2 separate regions of the Homo sapiens genome follow, and region 1 is linked to region 2. A link is an interaction called in ENCODE POLR2A ChIA-PET data of the cell type or tissue named here. Cell type or tissue: Panc1. All regions are shown on one strand. Links, peaks and the distances in the headings refer to the core of each region. The heading gives the core; the rest is flanking DNA.

Evidence for each region. Peaks named below come from ENCODE experiments on the same cell type or tissue, not always from the same donor. Only the 100,000 strongest peaks of a DNase experiment are listed, where the experiment ranks them.
Region 1: POLR2A ChIA-PET joins it to region 2 with 11 read pairs; 4 of 35 experiments call an interaction of 5 or more read pairs at or near these places.

Annotation. Positions count from the first base shown.
Region 1 is chr17:58,340,492-58,352,025 of GRCh38, reverse strand. SUPT4H1 (SPT4 homolog, DSIF elongation factor subunit) reads left to right here. Exons shown (of 5, transcript NM_003168.3): 2 at 518-624; 3 at 4,442-4,497; 4 at 4,785-4,838; 5 at 5,713-6,848. The coding sequence ends at 5,780. TSPOAP1-AS1 (TSPOAP1, SUPT4H1 and RNF43 antisense RNA 1) reads right to left here. Exons shown (of 5, transcript NR_038410.1): 4 at 112-282; 5 at 1-27. Among named protein-coding and RNA genes, the nearest start is that of SUPT4H1, 5.9 kb to the left of the region's middle. RefSeq lists a silencer at 142-251 and an enhancer at 7,279-7,808. In Panc1, for the core only: no CTCF peak of the experiment used is centred there; no DNase peak of the experiment used is centred there.
Region 2 is chr17:57,942,529-57,955,050 of GRCh38, reverse strand. The region is part of intron 1 of CUEDC1 (CUE domain containing 1); the gene reads left to right. Among named protein-coding and RNA genes, the nearest start is that of CUEDC1, 6.6 kb to the left of the region's middle. RefSeq lists enhancers at 2,073-2,574, 7,949-8,243 and silencers at 6,009-6,303, 7,894-7,993. In Panc1, for the core only: no CTCF peak of the experiment used is centred there; a DNase peak (open chromatin) is centred at 6,224; H3K4me3 peaks cover 2,503 bases; H3K27ac peaks cover 7,603 bases.

The DNA.
Region 1 (11,534 bases), core at 2,294-10,293, 400 kb before region 2:
AGGTCGGGGAAAGAGGGCGGAATGGGGCTGTGGGACAGTAAAGAGAAAAGTTAAGTCTCAGAACTCAGAGGTGGCAGGGGGAGTGAGAAGCCGAAGGAGGCCATCGTTTACCTCGTAGGATCGCGGACAGGTCTTGCAGCTGAGGGCAGGGGCGGTCTTACATGCCTTTGAATCCTCAGCTCTTAGACGTTCGGTGAACTTACGTTGGAGCCGAAAGACACTGGGAGTCAGAGGCGGGTGGGGATCCGCTGCTGAGTGAGTAGTCGGAAAGGATGCCTGACCCTGAGTAGACTAGAGAAAGGAATAGATAAAACGGAATTGGGAACGAGAGAGGAAGGAGTGGGAGGGTGGGACTTAGGAATGAAGCTTTGAGAGTAGTAGGTGGGGAACCTTAGGATACACAGTCAACATAGGGAAACAAGAAATTGAGCAGGTCGAAGTATTGAGAAAGCTACTTTTTCTCTTGGTCTTGTTCATGCTTATCTCTCCTTTTCCTTTATTTTTCTTTCACTCCCAGACTATAGACCAGTTTGAATATGATGGTTGTGACAATTGTGATGCATATCTACAAATGAAGGGTAACCGAGAGATGGTATATGACTGCACTAGCTCTTCCTTTGATGGGTAAGCCGCTTCAGTTTCCATCATTCACTTCTGCATTACCCAACCTGCACCCAGAGAAGTAAATGCAGGGCAAGTGTTAATCCTAGTTGGGCCCAGCCATTCGTTTTTGGGGGTTATTTTGTGTGGGTTTTTTTTTTTTTTTTTTTTTTTGAATCAGGGTTTTGCTCTGTGGCTCAGGCTGGAGTGCAGTGGCATGATCATAGCTCACTGCAGCGTGGAATGATCCTCTGACTTCAACCTCCCAGAGTGCTGGGATTATAGGTGTAAGCCACTGTGTCCAGCCTCAACAGTTATTTTGGGACATACTAGTGCTATGCATCTAATACAGTGACCACTATCCACGTGTAGCTACTGAGCACTTGAAATGTGTCTAGTCCAAATTAAGACATGCTTTTAAGTATAAAATATACCCCAGATTTCAAAGACTTAACATGAGAAGAAAGAATGTAATCTTAATAATGTTTGTTAAATGCATGAAAATTTTTTTTGAAAATGAAGGGAAGGGAGGTGTAGTAATGGTAGATCATTGCCCAAAAGCTGTTGCTTTTTTTTTTTTTTTTTTTTTGGACAGACTTTTCGCCCTTGCCACTCATGCTGGAGTGCAATGGTGCAGTCTCGGCTCACTGCAACCTCTGCCTCCTGGGTTCAAGCAATTCTCCTGCCTCAGCCTCTTGAGTAGCTGGGATTACAGGCACCCACCACCACTCCCAGCTAATTTTTATATCTTTAGTAGAGACGGGGTTTCACCATGTTGGCCAGGCTGGTCTCAAACTCCTGACCTCAGGTGATCTGCCCACCTCGGCCTCTCATAGTGCTGGGATTACAAGTATGAGTCACCATGCCCGGCCCATTTTAGCCATTTTACTTATTTATTTATTTATTTATTTATTTGAGATGGAGTCTCGCTCTGTCGCCCAGGCTGGAGTGCAGTGGCGCAATCTCGGCTCACTGCAACCTCCGCCTCCCAGGTTCAAGCAGTTCTCTGCCTCAGCCTCCTGAGTAGCTGGGATTACAGGCACCTGCCACCATACCCAGCTAATTTTTGTATTTTTAGTAGAGACGGGGTTTCACCATGTTGGTCAGACTGGTCTTGAACTGCTGACCTCGTGATCCACCCGCCTCGGCCTCCCAAAGTGCTGGGATTACAGGAGTGAGCCACAGCGCCCGGCTGCAATGGCACGATCTCAGCTCACTGCAACCTCCGCCTCCTACCTCAGCCTCCTGAGTAGCTGGGATTACAGGCGCCCACCACCACGCCCAGCTAATTTTTGTACTTTTTTTAGTAGAGACAGGGTTTTGCCATGCTGGCCAGGCTGGTCTCGAACTCCTGACCTCAGGTGATCCTCCCGTCTCAGCCTCACAAAGTGCTGGGATTACAGGCATGAGCCACTGTGCCCGGTCGCCATTTCTAAATACACAATTCAGTGGCATTAGTGCATACTCACTGTTGTGCAACCGTCACCACCATCCATCTCCAGAACTTTTTTCATCTGTACCCATTAAACACTAGCTCCTCGTTCTCTCCTCCCTCCTGTCCCTGACAACCACCATGCTTTGTCTCTATGAATTTGGCCACCTTAGGCACCCTTAGGTACCTATGGGCTCATTCAGTAGCATTTTTTAGCTTCTTTCACCAACATAATGTCTTCAAGGTTCATTCATATTGTAGTATGCAACAGAATTTCCCTCCTCTTTTGAGCTGAATAATATTCCCTTGTATGTGTATAGCATGTTCTGCTGCCCATTCATTCATCAATGATATCTTGGGTTGTTTCTCCCTTTTGGCTATTTGTGAATAATACTGCTGTGAACATTGGTATACAAATATGTGTTCAAGTCCCTGCTTTTCATTATTTTCAGTACAGATGCACCTCAACTTCCGAGGAGTTACAACCTAATAAGCCCATCATAAGTTGAAAATATAAGCCAAAAGTGCATTTAACACACCCAACCTACTGAATATAATAAGTTAGCCTACTTCAAATGTGCTCAGAACGCTTATGTTACTGTGGCTGACCAGAAGCTGTGGCTCATGGCTGCTGCGCAGCATCATGACAGAATATTGTACTGAATTGCTAGCCTGGAAAAGAACAAAATTTAAAATTTGAAAACGATTTCTATTGAATGCATGTCACTTTTGCAAAATCATAAATTTGAAAAATCATAAGTTGAACTAAGGTAAGTCAGGGATCATCTGTATATCCACAAGTGAAATTGCTAGATCATATGATAGTTCAGTGTTTAATTTTTTGAGGAACTGTCATACTGTTTAGCAACTGCACCATTTTCCATTCCCACCAACAGTGCCCAAAGGTTCTAATTTCTCCCCATCCTCACCAACACTTAATTATTTATTAATAATAGCCATCCTGATGGGTGTGACTTTGGTGTCCCATTTCCCCCAATGAATGGTGATGTTGAGCCTCTTAGGTGCTTATAGCCATTTGTATATCTTTGGAGAAATGCCTATTCAAGGCCTTTGCTCATTTTTGACTTCAGTTTGGTTTTTTTGTTGTTAGGTTGTAGGAATTATTTGTATAATTCTAGTGCATATTAGGTCTTAAAGAGTGGGCAAATTAAAGATCGGAAGAGGGCTAGATGACCTCAACCAGAATTGGAAGAGGTAGTACTTTCCTCTTAAGGCAAGAAGTTTGGGATTTTTGAGGAAGTTGAGGTGAGAGAGAGAGAGAACATTCCAAATAAAGGGAGTGACTAGAGCAAAGGCTTAGGATGGGAAAAACCAGGATGTTTTTGGAGAACAGTGGGAATTCTGTTTAGGTTAAATCATAAGGTTGGGCTGTAGGGACCCTAAGGCTAAAAAGATAGATTGCAAAGGACAGAGAAGAATATACTTGTGGTCAGGAGGATGGCCTGCATACATGCCTATCTCCCATCAGGCTGCAGGGCTGGGGGCTAGTGTTCTGCTTGTCACCCCTGGAGGTAGGGTCGGTTCCACTTAACAGCGCATGGCTGAGAATGTAGGATTTGGATGGGAAGGGAATCTTCTCAAATAAGAATCCAAGATTGTTACTGAGAGAAGAGGGGAGGCATATTGAGGCAGTCAACAAATGTCAGTGCTTACACCCACACAATAGGCAGTCAGTAAGCATTTGATTGAATGCGTTGAATGACAAAAATGCTTACCCATCTTGCTCAAGCAGCATCTTCTAGCCCTTGAATAGCCTTACCATTCCTCTGGAATCACAGCTACCTGGGAAGGACTATTAGGATAATGAGGAGAGCTAATGCTTATTTAGCACCTACTCTGTGCTAGTCTTTGTGCTAGGTGTTTTTCATGTATTATCTCAACCTTTGAGTCTCAGCTTACTGATGAGGTTCTGAGAAGGGAACCCCACATGTATAGGTCATTAGAGGGGTCCCCATATGTATAGGTCATTAAGAGGAAAAGTTTAGCCAAGTTGAACTCCTTTCTAGTAGGAGGATCCGTTGTTTTCACTCACCCTCCTCTTTGCACTAGGCCCTAGACCCCTTGTAGTTGTGTTAGTTGTAACTATTGGACCCCTTGTCCTAAAGCCGTCTCATTTTCTAGGGAATGTTAGGCTAAGGATGTTTGTGAGCTGAGTGAGATAATCTTTTGGGGATGGAAACTGACCTGTGGCTGGCCGGCCAAGGACATAAGAATGAAGAACTTTTGTCAGTCCTAGCTTTGAGTCAGCCTCATCCCAACATCAGAAGGCAGTTTTGCCAGCTTTCCAGTGGAGACTCGGTACTTGGCTTTTTCCTAGATTCCTCTCTCAGAATTGAGCTCAGGCCCAGGGAGGCTCAGGCTGACTCTCCATTTCTTTTCCCTCCCTAGAATCATTGCGATGATGAGTCCAGAGGACAGCTGGGTCTCCAAGTGGCAGCGAGTCAGTAAGTGTTGGCCTGTCTCCTTTTGGCTTAGTTGTAGTGTTGTTACTGTTCCTCAGGTCCATTAGGGAGTCTCAAATCAGCAAGATGAGTGACCTCAGGGTGGGAAAGATCGGGTTGTAGGAAACACAGGGAAGCAGTGTCCTGTGCCTTGTCATTTAACACTTGTAGCCAAAAGAGGGAATAGCTCTTCTCTTGGAGTTGCATCACTTCTTTAGCTTAAGCTTCCATTTGATCTTGAGTCTTAACTAACTTCACTGTAATCTTGTATCTTTTTTCTTCTCTCTCAGGTAACTTTAAGCCAGGTGTATATGCGGTGTCAGTCACTGGTCGCCTGCCCCAAGGTAATAATAATCATAACAGCCAATGTTCATTTACTGTAAAGCTCTGTGGAAGTTTTTTTATCTGAATTAATGCCAATTCTCACATTCTATGAGGTTCAGCATTTTACAGATGGGGGGAACCAGGCACAGAGAGGTTAAATCACTTGCTGGAGGTCACCAGGTAGTAAATGAGGAGCCAGGATTGGAATCCAGGCATTCTGGCTCCAGAATTTTTGCTGTTTCTGTTTTTTATTTTTTTTAGAGACAAGGTCTCACTATGTTGCCCAGGCTGGACTCTAACTCCTGGGCTCATGTGCTCCTCCCACCTCTGCCTCCTGAGTAGCTGGGACTACAGGTGCTTGGCTTAGAACCTTTGCTTTTGATGACTACATGTATCCCTCTTTTTCTTCTCATTCTTACCGAATACCTGCCTGGGTCTTCACTAGTAATGAGTCAACTAAGCAGGACCTTTTTTTTTTTTTTTTTTTTTGAGACAGAGTCTCTGTCACCCAGGCTGAAGTATAGTGGCATTATCAGAGCTCACTGCAGCCTTGAACTCATGGATTCAAGGGATCCTCCCGCCTCAGCCTCCCAAATAGCTGGCACTACAGGTGCAAGCCACTACACCTGGCTAATTTTTAAAATTTTTTTGTAGAGATGGGGCCTTGCTCTGTAGCCCAGGCTAGTCTTGAACTCCTGACCTCAAGTGATCCACCTTGACCTCCCAAAGTGCTGAGATTGCAGGCATGAGCCACCGTGCCTGGCCAAGCAGACGATTGATAAGTAGTCTAGGAACTCCAGTTTGCTTATAGTACCCCCCTCAAGGTGGCAGCTGAGTGGCCTATCTTACCCTTCTGAATCTTACCTCACAGAACTGTTTCTTTTCCTGCTTCAGGAATCGTGCGGGAGCTGAAAAGTCGAGGAGTGGCCTACAAATCCAGAGACACAGCTATAAAGACCTAGCAAGATGCAAGGCTGCCAGCATCTTTGCTCTCCACCTCCTGCCTCTGCTTATTTCTTGTTCTGGAACTAAATGAACAGAACTTCAAATACTTCCTACCCTCCAATTCAGACTCAGCTGACTGTTGAGAGAGCAGCACATCATTTTATCATTTTATCTTCTTTGGACTACAGGTGGGGTGGGAGGGATTTGGGTTGGTGGATTAACAGATGGAATTGAGGAGAGAGTAGGATGCTGATTTTCCTACCCGTGGCCCAGGTCTGTGCCTTCCCCATGCCAAGGACTCTAGGTCAAATGTCAATAAATATGAACCTCGAGAAAGTTCTGAAGGCCATGACACCTGCCTTGCCTCCCTCTTCCATTCTCTTAGGCACAGTAATAGCTTATTTGCCCTATAAGAACCTTCCCAGAGCAGCAGAGGCCCTTCTACTCCCTCTTGACTGTCTCAGCCTCTGGGATTGCAGCCTTTGTAGTGTGCTTCCTTGCTTCCTATCGGAGGGTGCTGATCCAGAGGCTCAGTAACCCCATCAACTTGGTGGCCCTGGTGTCTCACACTTGTATCCTTCTGCCCTCGAGACCTGGCACAGCAGTATCCCTTGAAGAAATCCTGAGGCTTTGTAGAGTGCTCCTTGACCATGTTTAATAATTCTTCCCTCCCCTGCTTGTCTATTTTCTTCTCTTCACGGCTCTTCCTATACCTTAGGCCAGTCTCAAGCACTCACTGGAGACCCTTGGGCCTTGGGCGACCATTGAGTCCTAGTCTCCCTTGTTTGTGCCCCTGTAGGAGGTAGGTCCTTTTCTCCTCCGGCCTAGTAGGGGACCTTGGGTAACATCCCATTTTTCGGCCAAGGTGAGTTGTTTTAGGATAAAAAAATTTACCACAAATTCTCATTTAAATTTCCACAGAAATCCTGTTCGTATCCCCATTTTGATTTCCCTAAGTTCCTTGTTCTCCCTCTAAAAAGAGAATGATTGCACCCTGCCTGTTTACCTCAGGATTGTTGTGATTGTAGAAACGAAGCTATGTGAAAATTATATAAGTATTATAAAGGTGAAATACTTTTGCTCTCCTTTTTGGGCCATTTTTCAATACATAGAATATGTGCACAATCAGCCAAAATAGTAGGGGAAATGCTGAGAACCACAACTGCAGGGTGAGCTGTGCTGTGCTAGGGCAGAGCTGCCTGTGCTAGGGCTTTGTGTCTCAGCCACCTGGTGTTGCTCTTGAGTTGATTTTGCTTGTTACCTGTGGCCTGGAGAGTGTGGGAAGGAGGAGAGATGCGACCTGACTCTGATTAGTTTGTCTACTCCCCTTCCTTGTCCTCACATAGGCCTATGGGAGGGAAACTGGGACTGGCCGGGCTGCTCATGTCCACTATGGTCTTCAAACCAAAACCATTTTCTCTGGTGCCTTCAAGCTCTGAGGGAATGGTCAGATAACCCCAACTCCAAACTGAGTTTCTCAAGGATTTCCCCAGCCCAGCAAACAGAAAGCTCCGTGGGTGGTGATTTCTGTTCAATTTCAACCTGAAAGCAACCCTGCCAGGCTAGAGCTTACGTCCTGGATGGAAGAAGTGCGTTTCAGCAAGTGCCCAGGCTGTGCAGCCAACACCCAACTTTCACTAGCTTCTCAAAAAGTCCCTTGGAAAGCCCCAGCTGCTGTCCTGGGTGTCTGACCCGGACGTGGCTGCTTGGTGAGAATGGAAACAGTTGTGGGGAGGGGAGGCAAGAGGAGCTTGCACAAATAACCACATTCAGGCTGCCTCAGCCCTACACTGAACTGGGCCCTAACTGACAGTCTCACAGGAAGCAAAAGACATAGCATAGGCATTGATGCTTGTGGGGGAAGGGTGGCCTGTTTTCCTTCCTGGACTCTACAGACTGTGCCAAGTGGGCTCTCCCCGGGAGCTGCTGCTGAATTAGCTTTCTTGCTTTCTCTGGTACTTGAACATGCAGGTGGTGCCACTCAGCAACCCAGACAGGCAGAAAGGTGCTGGAGTCCCATCCTCTACTGGGAACCCAAAGAAACTAAGACAAGGACTTGGTTCACAGCTCCCTGGGAGTGGGCGGTCCTGGTACTGCTGCCCTGCTTTCCATGGCTATGAGGGCAGCCATGAGAGCTATGTCCTGCCCCATTGGCCCATTGTGTCTGTCAGAGTTTCAGTCCCGTCCTGGCTGCCGAAGTTCTGAGTGCATAGCATCTTAAGATCTCTCCTTGTCTTGCTCAGTAGTTTGGCTTCTCTCCTGAAGAGCAAGCCTCCTCCCTAGCTCAACAAGGACAGATGCAAGTCAGACAGAGACTAGGAATAGTAGCCAGGCTGCCTTCCCCTTGCCTGCCCTTGCCTCATTCCCTGCTTCCTCCCTGCCACATACTGTGGAATTAGGGTCTCCCAGAACACTGAGGAGCTCAGTGGCAGTGCATTGATAATGCAGCCTCCAGCTCAAGAAAGGACTGGTAGCTGATAGAGCAAGGGTCAGGATGGTCTGGTCTTGGAGGGGAGCAGTTTCACCAGGGTTGGGAACTGAGGCTTTGCTCTTGGTGTGGCTTCTGCCTTGTTACTCCTAGTCTGTCTGCAGCCTGCTACTTGATCCTCAGGTCCCCTCCCTGACATCTGGTCTCTATGAAAGAGGCAGGTAGGTCATGTTTAAGAACAGACTAATAATAACTTTGTCTGGAAGTCTGGTTCATGTTTAGTATCAGTAAAGCCTTTCATGTAAATATTTTTACAGTTGACAAAGGTGCTGGGTGCTGTGGCTCATGCCTCTAATCCCAGCACCTTGGGGAGGTCAAAGCGGGCAGATCACTTTGAACCCAGGAGTGTAAGACCAACCTGGGCAACATGGCAAAAGCCCATCTCTACAAAAAATTAGCTAGGCATGGTGGTGTACACCTGTAGTCCCAGCTACTTGGGAGGCTGAGGTGGGAGGATCCCTTGAGTCTGGGAGTTTGAGGCTGCAGTGAGCCGTGATGGCGCCACTGCACTCCAGCCTGGGGGACAGAGTGAGACCGTGTCTCAGAAAACAACAAAACAAACCCAAATACAGTTGACAAAGGGCTTTCATATCCAGTATCTCATTTGATTCTCACAGAAACCCTGGAACTAGTTAACATCCTTATTTGGTGATGAGGAGACTGAGACTCAAAGAGTTAAAGTGTCTTGACTGGGCACGGTGGCTTATGCCTGTAATCCCAGCACTTTGGGAGGCCAAGGTGGGTGGATCATGAGATCAGGAGTTCAAGACCAGCCTGGCCAAGATGGTGAAACCCCGTCTCTACTAAAAATATAAAAAGTTAGCCAGGTGTGGTGGCGGGCGCCTGTAATCCCAGCTACATGGGAGGCTGAGGCAGGAGAAGTGCTTGAACTCGGGAGGCGGAGGTTGCAGTGAGCCAAGATCGTGCCACTGCACTCCAGCTAGGGTGACAGAGCAAGACTCTGTCTCGGGGTGGGGAAGAAAAGAGTTAAAAGTGTTTTAGCCATAATCAAGTAGTGGAGCCTCAGCTCAAGAAATATAATGTCCACACTAAGTTTAGGGCTACTAACTGTTTGTGACATAGTTGTCCACAAACACAGCAAGTTTTTTTCCCTCCATAAGTGTTCAACAGAACCAGTGTGAGGCATTAGCTTTCTTCTGAGTGAAGTTATTACAACACATTGTCCCTACACGTTGAGCCCACCAACCACTCTAATCCCACCACTCTAGTCCCTAAGTCTAAAATTAGCCAAAGAGATGGAGGCAGTGGGGCAATGGCCCAGGGAGGGGATCCTTGGGATTTACTCAAGGATTCCTGTGCAGAGCATTGGGAAACCAGTCTAGCCCTTCATGAGTTACCCCTGGCTGCATCTTCTATTCCACTCCAGCAGCTCTTACGCACCTGCTGACCTGTGTGCCCCACACCTCCCAACCTCTCTTTTTCCTCCTCACCTCCCTCAATCTGCAGACTGATGATGGCACCGTCACACCCCACTGGAACACTGAGACTTGTGCGATGAAAATACATGTATCTAACTAAGGGCAGAGTCCTGGCCCTGCTGCCTCCACCAGCCACCAACCCTGTGACTTTCCCAAGTCACCTCTAAAATGAAGTTTCTTGTCTAGGAAGTGCAGTTGACAAAACTATGATGTTAAGGGCAGGATCGTGGTTAGCTGTGATAGGTGGTGGTGGAGGAGGGCATGAGAAGCACCTAAGGTGCTGGTTATATTTTGTTTCTTTCTTTCCTTCCTTCCTTCCTTCCTTTTTCTTTCTTTTCTTTCTCCCTTCCTTCCCTTTCTTTCTTTCTTTTATTTTCTTTCACTTTTTTTTTTTTTTTTTGAGACAGGGTCTCACTTTGTCACCCAGACTGCAGTGCAGTGGCATGATCATGGCTCACTGCAGCCTCAACCTCCTGGGCTCAGTTGATCCTCCCACCTCAGTGCCTCAAGTAGCGGGGTCTACAGGCATCCACCACCACATCCAGCTAATTTTTATATTTTGGTAGAGACGGGGTTTTGTCATGCTGCCCAGGCTGGTCTCGAACTCCTGGGCTCAAGCCATCCACCCACCTCGGCCTCCCAAACTGCTGGGACTACAGGCATGAGCCACTGCGTCCGGCCTTTTATCTTGATCTTGATGCTAGTTATGTAGGTCAGTTCACTTTCTGGAAATATATTGTTATATACTTAGGATTTGTTCACTGTTATACTTCAAATAAAAAGTTTGCTTTGGCTGGGTGTGGTGGCTCACGCCTGTAATCCCAGCATTTTGGGAGGCTGAGGCAGGTGGATTGCTTGAGCTCAGAAGTTTGAGATCAGCCTGTGCAAAGGGCGATGCCCTGTCTCTACTAAAAATTTTTTTAAAATTAGCTGGGCGTGGTGGCACACGCCTGTAGTCCCAACTACTTGGGAGGCTGAGGCAGGAGGATCACTTGAGCCCAGGAGGTCACGGGTGCAGTGAGTCCCAGTTGTGCCACTGCACTCTAGCCTGGGCAACAGAGCAAGACCCTGTCTCAAAAAAAAAAAAAAAAAAATCAAATACAATAATTTAGGCAAAAGCAATTTGAGAGTTGTAAACTATGTAAGGAATTGTCATTATCCAAGGTTGCCTATCTCTAGGTAAGTTCTAGATAGGTGTGACAAGAATTTCATCCTTCCAGCATTGTTGGGTAATGGTAATAGGTGTTCCACCACATATATCATACATAAATACATCAAAACTGAATCAAAACAGAAACATTTTCCTTCAAGCACCAGGGCTTTTTTTTTTTTTTTTTTTTTCCAAAGACAGGGTCTTGTTCTGTTTCCCAGGCAGGAGCGCAGTGGCACGATTGTAGCTCACTGAAGCCTCCAGCTCCTGGGCTCAATCAATCCTCTCACTTCAGCTCCTAGAGTATCTAACAATACAGGTGCGCACCACTCCACCCAGCTCATTTTGGGGGTATTTTTGGTATTTTTTGTAGAGACAGGGTTTCAAATTCCTGGCCTCAAGTGTTCCTTCGGCCTCAGCCTCCTAAAAGGCTAGGATTATATGCGTGAGCCACTGTGCCTGGCCAAGGTTTTTTTAAAATTTTAATCTTTATGTTCTCGTTTTTTATAAGATAAAGTTTGGTTTGGGTTTTTTTTTTGTTTTTTTGTTTGTTTTTCTGTGGTTCTTTTTTTTTAGACAGGGTCTCACTATGTTGCCTAGACTGGCCTTGAATTCCTGGGCTCAAGAGATTCTCCCGCTTCAGCCTCACAAGTAGCTGGGACTACAGGCATGTGCCACTACACCTAGCTTAAAT
Region 2 (12,522 bases), core at 2,608-10,607:
GCGCGGCTCCCCGGGAGCTCCGCGTGCGGCAGGTCCCCGCCCGCCCTTCCTTCCCGAGCCCCCACCTCATCCCGGGCCCCGGGCGCGGGGGGCGTGCGGGCATCTGGGGGGCCGGGAGCGGGGCGCGCGATTAGACCGGGGGGCGCGGGCCAGCGCCGCAGGGAAGGGAGACGAGGCCTCCCGGAGCCGGCTTCGCCCGAGTCCCCTCTCCCGCCGCTCCCCCTTTTGTGTGGGCGCCCCTCCCCGCAGTGCCCGGGCCTGGGGGCGCAGGCTGGGCGGCGACGGCAGGCGGGGGCGCCTGCTGGGAGCCGAGCGCCTTTCAGGGGGAGGGGAGCTTCGCTTCCTGCCCCCCGCCGATGTCACAGGTCGGCTCAGCCTTTTTTGGTCCCTCCCGGTCCCCTGGGAGCTGTATCTCCCGTCAGCTCGGCCAGGGAAAGTTGGGAATGCGCTGTCCCCGCCCCTGCTCGCCCGCCCCGCCGGCTCCTGTGCCCCAGGCTCTGAGCTCCAAGGGGGGCTGGTGTCAGCGTTTATTCATTCCTCCCTCTTCCTTTTCTCGGTCGCGTGGTCGCCTTACACCCAGCACTGCCCTGCCCATTTCTTTTCCCCTTAAAAAAAGTTTTAGCTCTAAGAAACGTACACTGAAATTAAATTCCTGAGACGGAATGTGTTTTAAGGGGAGGGAGGGTTTAGATTTTCCTTTTTTTGGTGGAGTAGTGGAGTAGAAGATGAGGGGACTCCCTGGGAGTTTAGAAACAAGATGCCCTGGAGGCGATAGAGGATACAAGAAGACCATCCACCGTGCTCCCCACCTGATCCGCAGTCAGCGTCTTGTAGCGAGAGGAATGAGCCTTCCCTGGGTGATCCCGCAGCACCTGAGCCACCTGGCCCAGGAGAAAGGACTCAGGGAGATGTACTGGGCCTTTCACCCCTTTTCTTTATAGCCAGCTGTGCCTGAAGGAGGTGAGGGACCCCAGGAATTCTCTCACGGAGGAAGTCATCTCACCATGTGGTTGGGCCCCTGCTGGATCAAGTGTGAAGCTGGGTCCTCTCTGTTGTTGGGGGTCAGTGCCACTGGTACCTCAGTTTGAATATGGTGCCATCTCTGGGATGGAGAGGTGCTGCTGGGAGAAACCTGGCTCGGGTCTCCAGGAAGCTGGAGCGTGTGCAGCAGGGCTGGGTGTGAAACCCGCTGTCCACTTTCTGCAGCTGGAAGGGCCAGGACAAGGGAAACAGGATACTGCTACCGACCTGGGCACATCCTTGAATAGAAGAGAGACCCTGGACAGCGAGGATGGCCCAGGGATGTTGATATGACTAGGGCTGTATCCCCAGCTCCTGGGCCAGGCCAACTAGGGCCAGAGGTTGGAGTCATGGGCCCCTTTGAGAATCTGGTGAAAGCTCTAACTCCTCTCCTTCCAAAATGCATGTGTGTAGGGAGACACCTGTATTCAACACCAGACGGTTAATATACCCCCTTGGAACCAGGACCTCCATTGAGACCTCTGCCCTAGAGTTACTGGTCTGACCTGGGCCATCAGAACAGTTGTCACCTTTTTGGCTGGTCAGTGAATAATCCCAGGGTTCAAAGAGCAGACTGCTTCTAAGGTCTTTTCTCATGACCTCCCTATGCAACTTTGGGCTTGTGGCCATGGAGACCTGGAGTGTCTGGACAGATCCCAGCTCCCTACAGCTAGCTAGAGGATGGGGGCAGATGAGGTGGCCCTTTTCCAGGGGCTCATTTTGCTGTCTGTGTGGTGGGAAGGCCCTGGGCACTGGACTAGGCCCACTGGTCTATTGAATTAGAGGTAAATAAAGGGATTTGGGTGGAGGTGGATATTCTGGTGTTTCAGCTGGGTGTGAGATCCAGGCCTTTAAGAGCTCCAGCTTGTTCTTGGGGAAATGGGGTTGAGGTGCTTTAGTAGAGAGTGTTAAGTGTGAAAGACGACTCTTAAGGAGGTCTTGGGGCAGAATTGTCCAAGGCTATGATCTGGGTGTTGTCGGTTCCTTAGATCCCTTTGGACTCTTGAAGGCAAGTGGGGGCCAGAGGGCTGCTGTCACTATCCCCAGTGCAGCCCCAGGCCAGAGGAGGCCTGGCCTGCCTTTCCTTTCTTGGCTCACTGGGTCCTGGGCTGCTGCATAGGTGTTTGTGGCATCTACACTTGCTAGGGATCTGGAAGAGCTTTAGGACGATCTGCCATTTGTGACTTCTCTACCTTGGGACTGAGAAGACTTCCTTAGGCTCAAGTCCCCCACAGAGAGCTGTAGGGGATTTTTCTTTGTTTAACTAGAGAGCACAGTGTTTGGCATATGGCAGCACTCACACTGGTATTCTTCCTTTAGAGCTTCCTACATTTGCTCTGGTAATAAGCAGCAGAGGCAGGAGTATTCTAGAGCCTTGGGGCACAGGAAGCTGGGTGTCTGACAGGGGTCACCTCTGACTATCCAAGGTGAGCTGGAGGAGGTGGTGCTTCTGTGTTGCTGGCTCTTGCACTTACAGGAAGCAAGAGCTATAAAGGGCATTGGAGGCCGGATGCGGTGGCTCATGCCTGTAATCCCACCACTCTGGGAGGCCGAGGGGGGTGGATCACCTGAGGTCAGGAGTTTAAGACTAGTCTGGCCAACATGGTGAAACCCCGTCTCTACTAAAAATACAAAAATTTGCTGGGTGTGGTGGCGTGTGCCTGTAATCCCAGCTACTCAGGAGACTGAGGCAGGAGAATTGCTTGAACCTGGGAGGTGGAGGTTGCAGTGAGCCGAAGTTGTGCCATTGCACTCCAACCTGGATGACAAGAGCAAAACTTTGTCTCCAAAAAAAAAACATAAATAAATAAATAAAATAAAATAAAATAAAATAAAATGAAGGGCATTGGAGACCCTAAAGCGCTGTGGTCCAGTGGTCCTTGACTTGGGAATTGAAAGTGTCTTGGTGGCATGCAAAGTCCTTGTTGCAGTGACTGAGGATTCACCTTCCCCAGTGGCCATGACTTCTCAGTCATGCTGTGGCCCTGGCTACCATGGGTTGGTGAGTTCAGGATGCTAGCTGTGTTGGCTCACTCAGTGTTTCTCTGATCCCCTTGGCTTCCAGGCTCCCAGAACCTCTGATGTGTCAGCGCATTATCACAGACTCTTGATGATGCAGCTAAATGTCTTATCTTTAAAGCAGGTCATAAATGATAAATGTGATAACAGTCCTTGTAAATATAAACTCCCTTCTTATAAATGTGACCATTTCATTTGCATTGTGGCAGCACCAAGGGTCTTTGAGGAATTCTTGGTAAGATAAAAATGTTTAGGCTGGGCGTGGTGGCTCCTGCCTGTAATCCCAGCACTTTGGGAGGCTGAGGCGGGTGGATCACCTGAGGTCAGGAGTTCGAGACCAGCCTGGCCAACATGGTGAAACCTATCTCTACTAAAAATACAAAAAATTAGCCGGGCATGGTGGTGCGTACTTGTAACCCCAGCTACTTGGGAGGCTGAGGCAGGAGAATCATTTGAACTCGGGAGGCGGAGGTTGCAGTGAGCTGAGATTGCACCACTGGACTCTAGCCTGGACAACAGAGTGAGACTCTGTCTCAAAAAAAAAAAAGTTCCAACTCCACTGGCTTAACTTCCACCCCCAGGAAGCAACTGAGTTATTTTGTGCACATTTTCATCATAGCTTAGTTGTTTAGAGTGTAAGATCTGAAGTTAGGCATCTCCAGGTAGAATCCCAGCTCTCCATCTTACTCTAAGACTTTGTAAGTGCCAGAGTTTCCTATATTTAGAAAGAGTTAAAAGAGATCTCATGTGTATGCCAGACAAAGAGGAAGTGTTCATTACATCGAAGCTATTATTATTATTGCCATTTCTGCACAGCGGTACACAAATTCTGAGGCTCATTATTAAGGAAAATCTTTGGTAAAAACTGTAGAGGCTGAGGGTGGATTTTGGAAGAGTGGGAGGGGGTGGGGTGAGGCTCTTGAATGATGAGCAGAGAGGACCGCACAGTGGAGGCGGGGGTGGGGAGACTGAAATGTCATGGGTGACAGCTAAGCATATTTGGGGGCAGAATGACTCAGCATCTGTAGCCCTGCTGTGGAACCAACTCTTTTTCCTTTTCTTTGGAGAATTTGCCCTGTAAGCTGGGGGAGGGGTGAGGAGGCATAACCAGTGAGAAGGGTTGAATGGCATAAAGTTAATACTAACATTGGTCCAGAGGAACAGGGCAGAGTTCCCTGGAGGAAGGGAACCTAGTCAGGAGATCGGGGCAGGCCCAATAGGCAGTCAAGAGTGCAAGCTCACAGGGTGCAGTGGCTCACGCCTGTAATCCCAGCACTTTGGGAGGCCGAGGCGGGCGGATCACCTGAGGTCAGGAGTTCGAGACCAGCCTGGCCAACGTGGTGAAACCCTGTCTCTACTAAAAATACAAAAATTAGCCGGGCATGGTGGTGGGCGCCTGTAATCTCAGCTACCCAGGAGGCTGAGGCAGGAGAATAGCTTGAACCCAGGAGGCGGAGGTTTCAGTGAGCAGAGATCACAGCGTTACACTCCAGCCTGGGCGACAGAGCGAGACTCTGTCTCAAAAAAAAAAAAATAAATAAATAAAAAAATAAAAAAGAGGCTGGACACGGTGGCTCATATCTGTAATCCTAGCACTTTAGCAGGCTGAGGCAGGCAGATTGCCTGAGCTCAGGAGTTGAAGACCAACCTGGGCAACATGGTGAAACCCCCGTCTCTACTAAAGTACAAAAAAATTATCCAGGTTTGGCGGCAGGCGCCTGTAGTCCCAGCTACTTGGGAAGCTGAGGCAGGAGAATCGCTTGAACCCAGGAGGCAGAAGTTGCAGTGAGCCGAGATCGCGCCACTACACTCCAGCCTGGGTGACAGAGTGAGACTCTGTCTCAAAAACGAAAAGAGTGGAAGCTGTGGGGGCCAAGGGTTTCTGTGAAGGGATAGGCTTGGGAAATAATCATTGCAGCACTCACAGAGGGGTCGGACCCTTTCCAAGTACTTCACATGGATTAGCTCGTTGAATCTTCACAGGACCTATGAGATATTATACCAATTTTTCAGGTGAAGAAATAGAGACATAAGAGACATCAAGAGTTTAAATAACTTGCCCAAGATCACATGGCTAGAAAGTGGCAGAGCCAGGATTTGAATTCAGGAAGTCTGGCTGCAGGCCCACACCCTTAGAGAAACTGTCAGGGCTGGGTGTGGTAGTTCATGCCTGTAATCCTAGCACTTTGAGAGACTGAGGTTGGCAGATCACTTGAGCTCAAGAGTTCTAAACCAGCCTGGGCAACATGGTGAAACCTCATCTCTACAAAAATTAGCTAGGCGTGGTGGCATGTATCTGTAGTCCCAGCTACTCAGGAGGCGTAGGTGGGAGGATCGCTTGAGCCTGGGAGGCCGAGGTTGCAGTGAGCTGAAATTGCACCACTGCACTCCAGCCTGGGTGTCAGAGCAAGACCCTACCTCAAAAAAAAAAAAAAAAAAAAAAAAAAGTATGTCAGAGACACCCCTACTGAGCTCGGGGGTGGTCGTGGTGGGGGAGGGTGGAGCTGGGGGGGTTGTGGGATTTGTGTCCTGCTTGAAGGGCTGCCAGTGCAATGTCCAGGCATCGTTGGAACATGCCTGGAGGGTTCAGCTTAACAGAGTCTGCTGAGAACCACTGGCCAAGTGCCAGATACTCTGCTGGGGCCCATCCTGGAGCACAAAGGTCATCAAGCCATGGCCCCTGCCTTCAAGATGCCTCCTGTCTAGTAAGGGAGACAAACATGTTAGCCTGGAATTTCAGTTTCTGTGGCAAGTGCTGCGATAAGACAAAGCACTGAGGAAGGGGGCACTTTGCCAGCCAGAAGAGGAGTTGGGGCAGGGAAGGCTTCCTGGAGGAGGGGCCGCTTGAGCTGAGTGAGGACAAGATAAAGTGGCTGCTGCCTCCTGGGCTTTTGATCTGGCATGGGAGCACATTGTTCTCCCCCTTGGTGAACTCTGAGTAGAGCTAAGTAGCGGTGTGGGTTTCAGAGAAGGGTCAGGTTTTCTGGATTCTGTAGCACCCTTGCCAGGGTGAGGCAGGAACTGGGCAGTGTGGTCAGCTTTCCTGATGCCTTTGTGGTTTTTAACAGCTGAGAAACACTGCCACCTCTTGTAATGCCTGCAGTGAACATGGTGAAGAAGACATAAAAGTCCCTTAAGAGTCATTGCTCAGAACACAGTGATTCACTCTTGTCTCTCTGCACTTAGAACCAGAGGCAAATGAATTTAAACTACAGAGGGAGGATTCAAGTAAGGTATGAGGAAGACATTCCAGATAGGATGTGAGATGTAAGAAAAGTGACTCATAGGCACAGAGGGGAATGGCCTCCCCTGAAGGTCTTCAGAAATGGGAACAAGTTTCATTTGTCTTTGTGGTTTAAGAGGTTTCATCTGGAGACAGGAAGATGAAGTAGAGGCCCCTAGAGGTCCATGTCAGCTCGGTGATCGGAGGATAAAAGGAGCTGGAATTTTTGAGCTAGAAGATTACTTAAATTTGGCCTAACCCCTCCTTTGACTGTTGGAGTGATTGAAGAATGCCCGATAACACTGAGCAGCTCATCCATGAATGAGTGAGCCAAGGCACAAACAGAGTCTGCCCAACAGCTCTGGGCCAGGTGACCCTGGCCCGCAATGTTCCTGGTCAGCATCACCCGGGGGTGCTCACTGGGAGGGACCTACAGCTCTCGGGGATGGAGTCCAAGCCGTGTGAGGAGAGCTCAGGAAACCTGGAAGTAGTGGAGCATTTGTCTTGGTATTGGAATACAGAAAGCATCAGCCCCCATACACACAGTGTTTCTGAGAATGGCACTCTCAGTTGGAGCTAGTGGGTTATCTCCTAGATGCACCTAGAAGAGTTTTAGGCATATATATGAGGCCCTCAGTAAACTTTGTTGGATGAATGAGTAAATAACAGATAATCCAAGACTTAATTTCTCTTTGACCATACCCTTGTTAGGCCAGTGCACTTAACCCTTCTTATTCTGTTTTGCTTAAGCTGACAGTAGGCTTTTTTTCATAATACTGCCTAGCCACAAAGAAAGCTGCCCACAAGTATGCTGGGGGCAAGGGTAAGAAGAGAAAACACAGTTTAGGATCCTTCTCAACATTTATACTTCTTTGAAGGATCATCAAGGCCTGACATTATGTTCAGTCATAATGGCTTTTGCTTTTTTTCTTTTGTATTGTTCCAAGCACAAAAGTGTTTTTATTTTTTATTATTTATTTATTTATGAGACAGGGTCTTGCTCTTTCACCCAGGCTGGAGTGCAGTGTGGTGTGATCTCAGCTCACTGCAACCTCTGCCTCCCAGTTTCAAATGATTCTTGTGTCTCAGCCTCCCGAGAAGCTGGGATTACAGACATACGCCATCACAAACAGCTAATTTTTTTGTGTTTTTAGTAAAGATGGAGTTTCACCATGTTGGCCTGGCTGGTCTCGAACTCCTGAGCTCAAGAGATCCACTCGCCTTAGCCTCCCAAAGTACTGGGATTACAGGTGTGAGCCACCGTGCCTGGCTCGAGCACAAAAGTAAAACGCTTCGTTTTTCAAATTTACGAAAAACATGTAGTATAACAGTCTCAGCCACATTACAGCAAGATGGTTACAGGGATCTCAGAAGAGAACAAAGCTTGCTCTTGGAAGATAATCTGATTAAGAGTGAACCAAATATGAACGGATGCTGGACAATGAGTTTAAAAATAATACCGGGTGGTGAACTTTAGCTCACGGGGTGAACTGAAATAGACTTGTGCAAATAAGAGAGAAGTAGCAGCAGCAAACACGACGGCAAGAACTTTTGCTTCCTCCTCTAATCCCATGATTCCCTATTCATTAAGAAAGTATTTGATGTTAGGAGGGCACTGCAAAGCTTTTTTTTTTTTTTTTTCTCCTGGTGACCAGCAAGCTGGATTTGGAGCTCTGTTAAGGGGAAGCCTCTCTGTGGTCATGTAGGGTGATCAGGCTCCTGAAATGATTTCACTTTGCTCTGGTCTGAGATTAGTTTCGGTTTCAGGCTGTACCCACAGCTGGGAGAGAGCTAGTGAGCTCCAGGGAGGGTCAGCTGGGGGAGTTTCACCATTGGCTGTGTCAGCCAATGGCAAGGTGTGTGAACAGGGAACTCCTGTGTTGAGCAGAGAGAGGAAGAAGATGCGTCCGAGATGGAGTTGGGGAAGGCAGCACTTGCGTGTTTGTGTGTCCAGAGACCGGGCTGGTGATGATGAGCAGGAGGGAGCGTATGAAGATATCAGATGTGCAAAGGACAAAACCCCCACCCAATTACAGGACCACTGAGCCTCGAGCTAGGGAAGTCTTAAAACAGATTGCCTGGGCCGGGTGGATTTTCCCTGAGCAGGTGTACACCTGAAAGGAAAGCAAGTGTGAGCATGCCACAGAGTCAACATACATCTTGTACTGGCATTCTTAAGATCAGCCTCTACGGTGCAGCATTTTCTTGCATATGAGTTTCCTTTAAAAAAAAAAAAGTCAAATTAAAGTTTGAGAACTGATAGTTGCGAACTTGCAGACCTTTGCATGTTGGTGGATCCTTTGAGAACTTCAAGCTGTCATTTTTCCTGAGACGGCTTGAGGCCAGTCTGGTTGGTTCACAGGACATCATTACCCTAGAAAATCAGCAGTTTTCCTCCCCTGACTGGTTCTGGGTGAGGCATACACAGATGTTTCCTTCCCTCAGCAGTACTAGAGCATCATTACATTTTATTTCTCAAAGTTATAAATTCATTTTATTTTGAAAAGAGAGAATCACTGAATTTTACAGCTGGAAAGGATTCTGAAGACTGCTTGCTTGGTTGGCTCCTGGAGGAATCTGAGGTTGTGGGTCGTTAAGTGCTTTGAAAAGACCAATGGTATGTAATTAAGAATACTGAATCAGAATGCCTGTGCTTCATCCCAGCCTCTGCTAGTTGCTGCTGTGTTCTTGGGGCAAGTTACTCAATCTCTCTGAGTCTTAGTTTCCTGATCCATACAGTGGGAGTAATAATATTACCAAATGGTTTTTTGGTGTTTTTTTTTTATTTTTTATTTTTGAGGTGGAGTCTTGCTCTGTCACCCACAGCCTCCACCCGCCCGGGTTCAAGTAATTCTCCTGTCTCAGCCTCCTGAGTAGCTGGGATTACAGGCGCCCTCCATTACCCCATGCCCAGCTAATTTTTGTATTTTTAGTAGAGACAGTGTTTCACCATGTTGGCCAGGCTGGTCTTGAACTCCTGACCTCAACTGATCCGCCCACCTCAGCCTCCCAAAGTGCTGGGATTATAGGTATGAGCCACCACGCCCGGCCAAAATATTACATAATGATTGTTAATTACTACCAAATACTTATTAAGCCCCTAGCACAATGTTTTGCATATTGTAAGTCCTCATTAAATGTTAGCTGCTGCTGTTATTGTTATTATTTTCATTTTGTGAAATCACACAGCTACTTAGTGGTAAAGCCAGGGCTACAATGTTAAATTCTTTTTATTCCAATTCTTTTCAGCATGGCCATAAGGAGATTTCACCACATTCTGGAAATATGGGAAAACCTTTACAAAAATGTTTATGCGGATGTCTTTGCATGAATGTTCATAATACAGCTAGAAGAAATGGGCTTAACCTATTTATTAGATATAGTTAGACTTTGGGCATGGGGGCATATGTCTACCAAAGAATTTGTTTCCACAAATATTATTTACTAGTGTTTAAAGGTTTCCTGAATGCTAGATTGGTTGCCTCTGCTGGAAGATTGGGGTGTTTTTAGATGTTTTCATTGAAGAGTTCTTCTCAAGTTGGAAACATCCATTTCAATGAGTTGTGGTGGCAAAGCAGGCTTTTGTGCGTAATGGAAATATTTCTGTAGCCTGGCTGCTATTTATCAAGGGTGAAGACAGTGCAGATGTTTTGAAAAAAATATATAGGCTTGGCAGAAGTCCATGTGTCTTAGGCCATGCCTACACAAATCCATTCCCAAATGATCCGTACTGACCTTTAGCAAATCGATGACAGCCTCGGAGCCTCCCAAGGGAGCCGTTTTTGTCTGAAACATTGTTGAGGCCAGTGTGACCCCTGGCCTTGCATGGTCCTTGACACCTCTGATGGGGCGACACCCTCTCCCTAAGGCAGCTTTGGTGTGTTTTCGTGGAATATGAAGACGAATGGAAATGAATTTTGTTTGGTGAATCTTGAAAGATTCCTGGAGATACTGTCGCTCTGTAGAGATTGAAATCTGTTCTTGATGCTGATCCGTGGGACTTCTCAAATCTCCATGCCTGAAGGAGACAGTGTGTTAAAGTGTGAAATGTGTGAGTGTGCAAAGGAGTTGATGACTGGAGTTCCAGTCTTAGCTCTGCCATGTGTGGGCTGTGTCATTCTGAGCAGGTCACTTAGTTTGTTAATTTATAGTTTTCTTGAGGCTAATCTATTATTATACTCCACAACAACACATGGCTATTGACTACATATGTTAAATAGAGCTGGTAAGAATAATCTCTGTGGCACAAGATTCTTGTAATAGTCTAATAATGGCTAATGGCCAGGCGCAGTGGCTCACGCCTGTAATCCCAGCACTTTGGGAGGCCAAGGCGGGCAGATCACCTGAGGTCGGGAGTTCGAGACCAGCCTGACCAATATGGAGAAACCCTGTCTCTACTAAAAATACAAAATTAGCCGGGCGTGGTGGCGCATGCCTGTAATCCCAGCTACGCAGGAGGCTGAGGCAGGAGAATCACTTGAACCTGGGAGGCAGAGGTTGCAGTGAGCCGAGATCGCACCATTGCACACCAGCCTGTGCAACAAGAGCGAAGCTCCGTCTCAAAAAAAAAAAAAAAAATATATATATATAAAAAAATAAATAATAATAACTAACATTTATTGCATGCTTACTGCATATGCCAGTAAGCTTTCTAAGCATCTTGGGAATATTAATTTATGTAATCAATCCTAGATGAGACAGTAGTATCATCACTTTATGCAGGAGGAGACCGAGGCACAGAGAGGTTAAGTTAACTTGCGTAAGGTCACACTGCTAGTTAGCTGAGGAGGCAGGATCTGAGCTCCAAAGCCAGGAGGCTGAGTCCATAGATGTATTTACAATATTGTAGCGTTAGGATTCTTATTCTTTGACTGTTACTGTTCTTGTTTGACAGTCCCAGGGAGGGATAAACTGAGCCTAGAGGTAGATTAAGTGTACAGATCACAGTCTTGGAAACAATGAGGGATGGAATATATGAGAGTTTTTTTTGGAGTTCTGGGGAAACAGCTGTTTCTAAGTGTGGGGCAGAGCTGAGGAGATCTGGCAGAGATAGAGAAGGATTTTTTTTGGGGTGGATTTTTACTATCTGCTTTGAGGGTTGCATGTATGTGGATTTAAGAGCCACGTGACTCTTTCCCCTCCTATCCCATTTTATTTGGGAACTTATCTTTAAATTCCAACTCACCTCTCCCCCTGGCAGCCTTAGAAACTTAGAAAACTGCCATGGATGGTGAATTCTTGAGACATGAAAGGAAAGGTGAAGGGTGGGGTTCTTAGTGGAATTTCTTCCTTGTGGTAGCATTTCTATTAAATGCATATGGGGAATGAGCCACAGCGTGGCTTATGTTTGGTGGAGAGAGGGATGGGAACTCGGGTGACTTCCCTTTTTCTCATGAGCTGATTTAATAAGAGAATGAATCATCCTATGAGCTTTAATTCTGGAAAAGAAAGAAAGGAGAGGCAAATGAGTGAGATGGCATTTGACTGAAGCCAGAAGCCTTCCATGTCAGTCTCCTAGGGCGGGCACTAGGCTGGCACCCAGGGCCTTGGCGGTTCGTGCTAGTGGTGAGTTCCCTCCAGGGGCTTTGGGAAGGGCTCCCAGCTTCCGGTCACTGCCACTGTCACCATCAGCCCTCTCATCCTGGTAAGGCTCTGGAACCTAAGGCCTTGAAGGGAAAAGAATAGGGAGGCATGTCGTTAAAAATAGACTACTGGTAAAATTCACATATAGCAGTGATCATTTTTGTTTTTGTTTTGTTTTGAGACAGAGTCTCACTCCGTCACCCAGGCTGGAGTGCAGTGGCGCGATCTCGGCTCACTGCAAGCTCCGCCTCCTGGGTTCATGCCATTCTCCTGCCTCAGCCTCCCGAGTAGCTGGGACTACAGGCACCTGCCACCACGCCTGGCTAATTTTTTGTATTTTTAGTAGAGACGGGGTTTCACCGTGTTAGCCAGGATGATCTCGATCTCCTGACCTCGTGATCCACCCGCCTCGGCCTCCCAAAGTGCTGGGATTACAGGCGTGAGCCACAGCGCCCGGCAGCAGTGATTATTTTGAAGACATTAACATAAAAATTCATCTCATAAAACTAGACAATTTGGCCGGGTGTGGTGGCTCACGCCTGTAATACCAGCACTTTGGGAGACCAAGGCGGGTGGATCACCTGAGGTCAGGAGTTCAAGACCAGCCTGGCCAACATGGTGAAAGCCCATCTCTAGTAACAGTACAAAAATTAGCTGGGTGTGGTGGTGCATGCTTG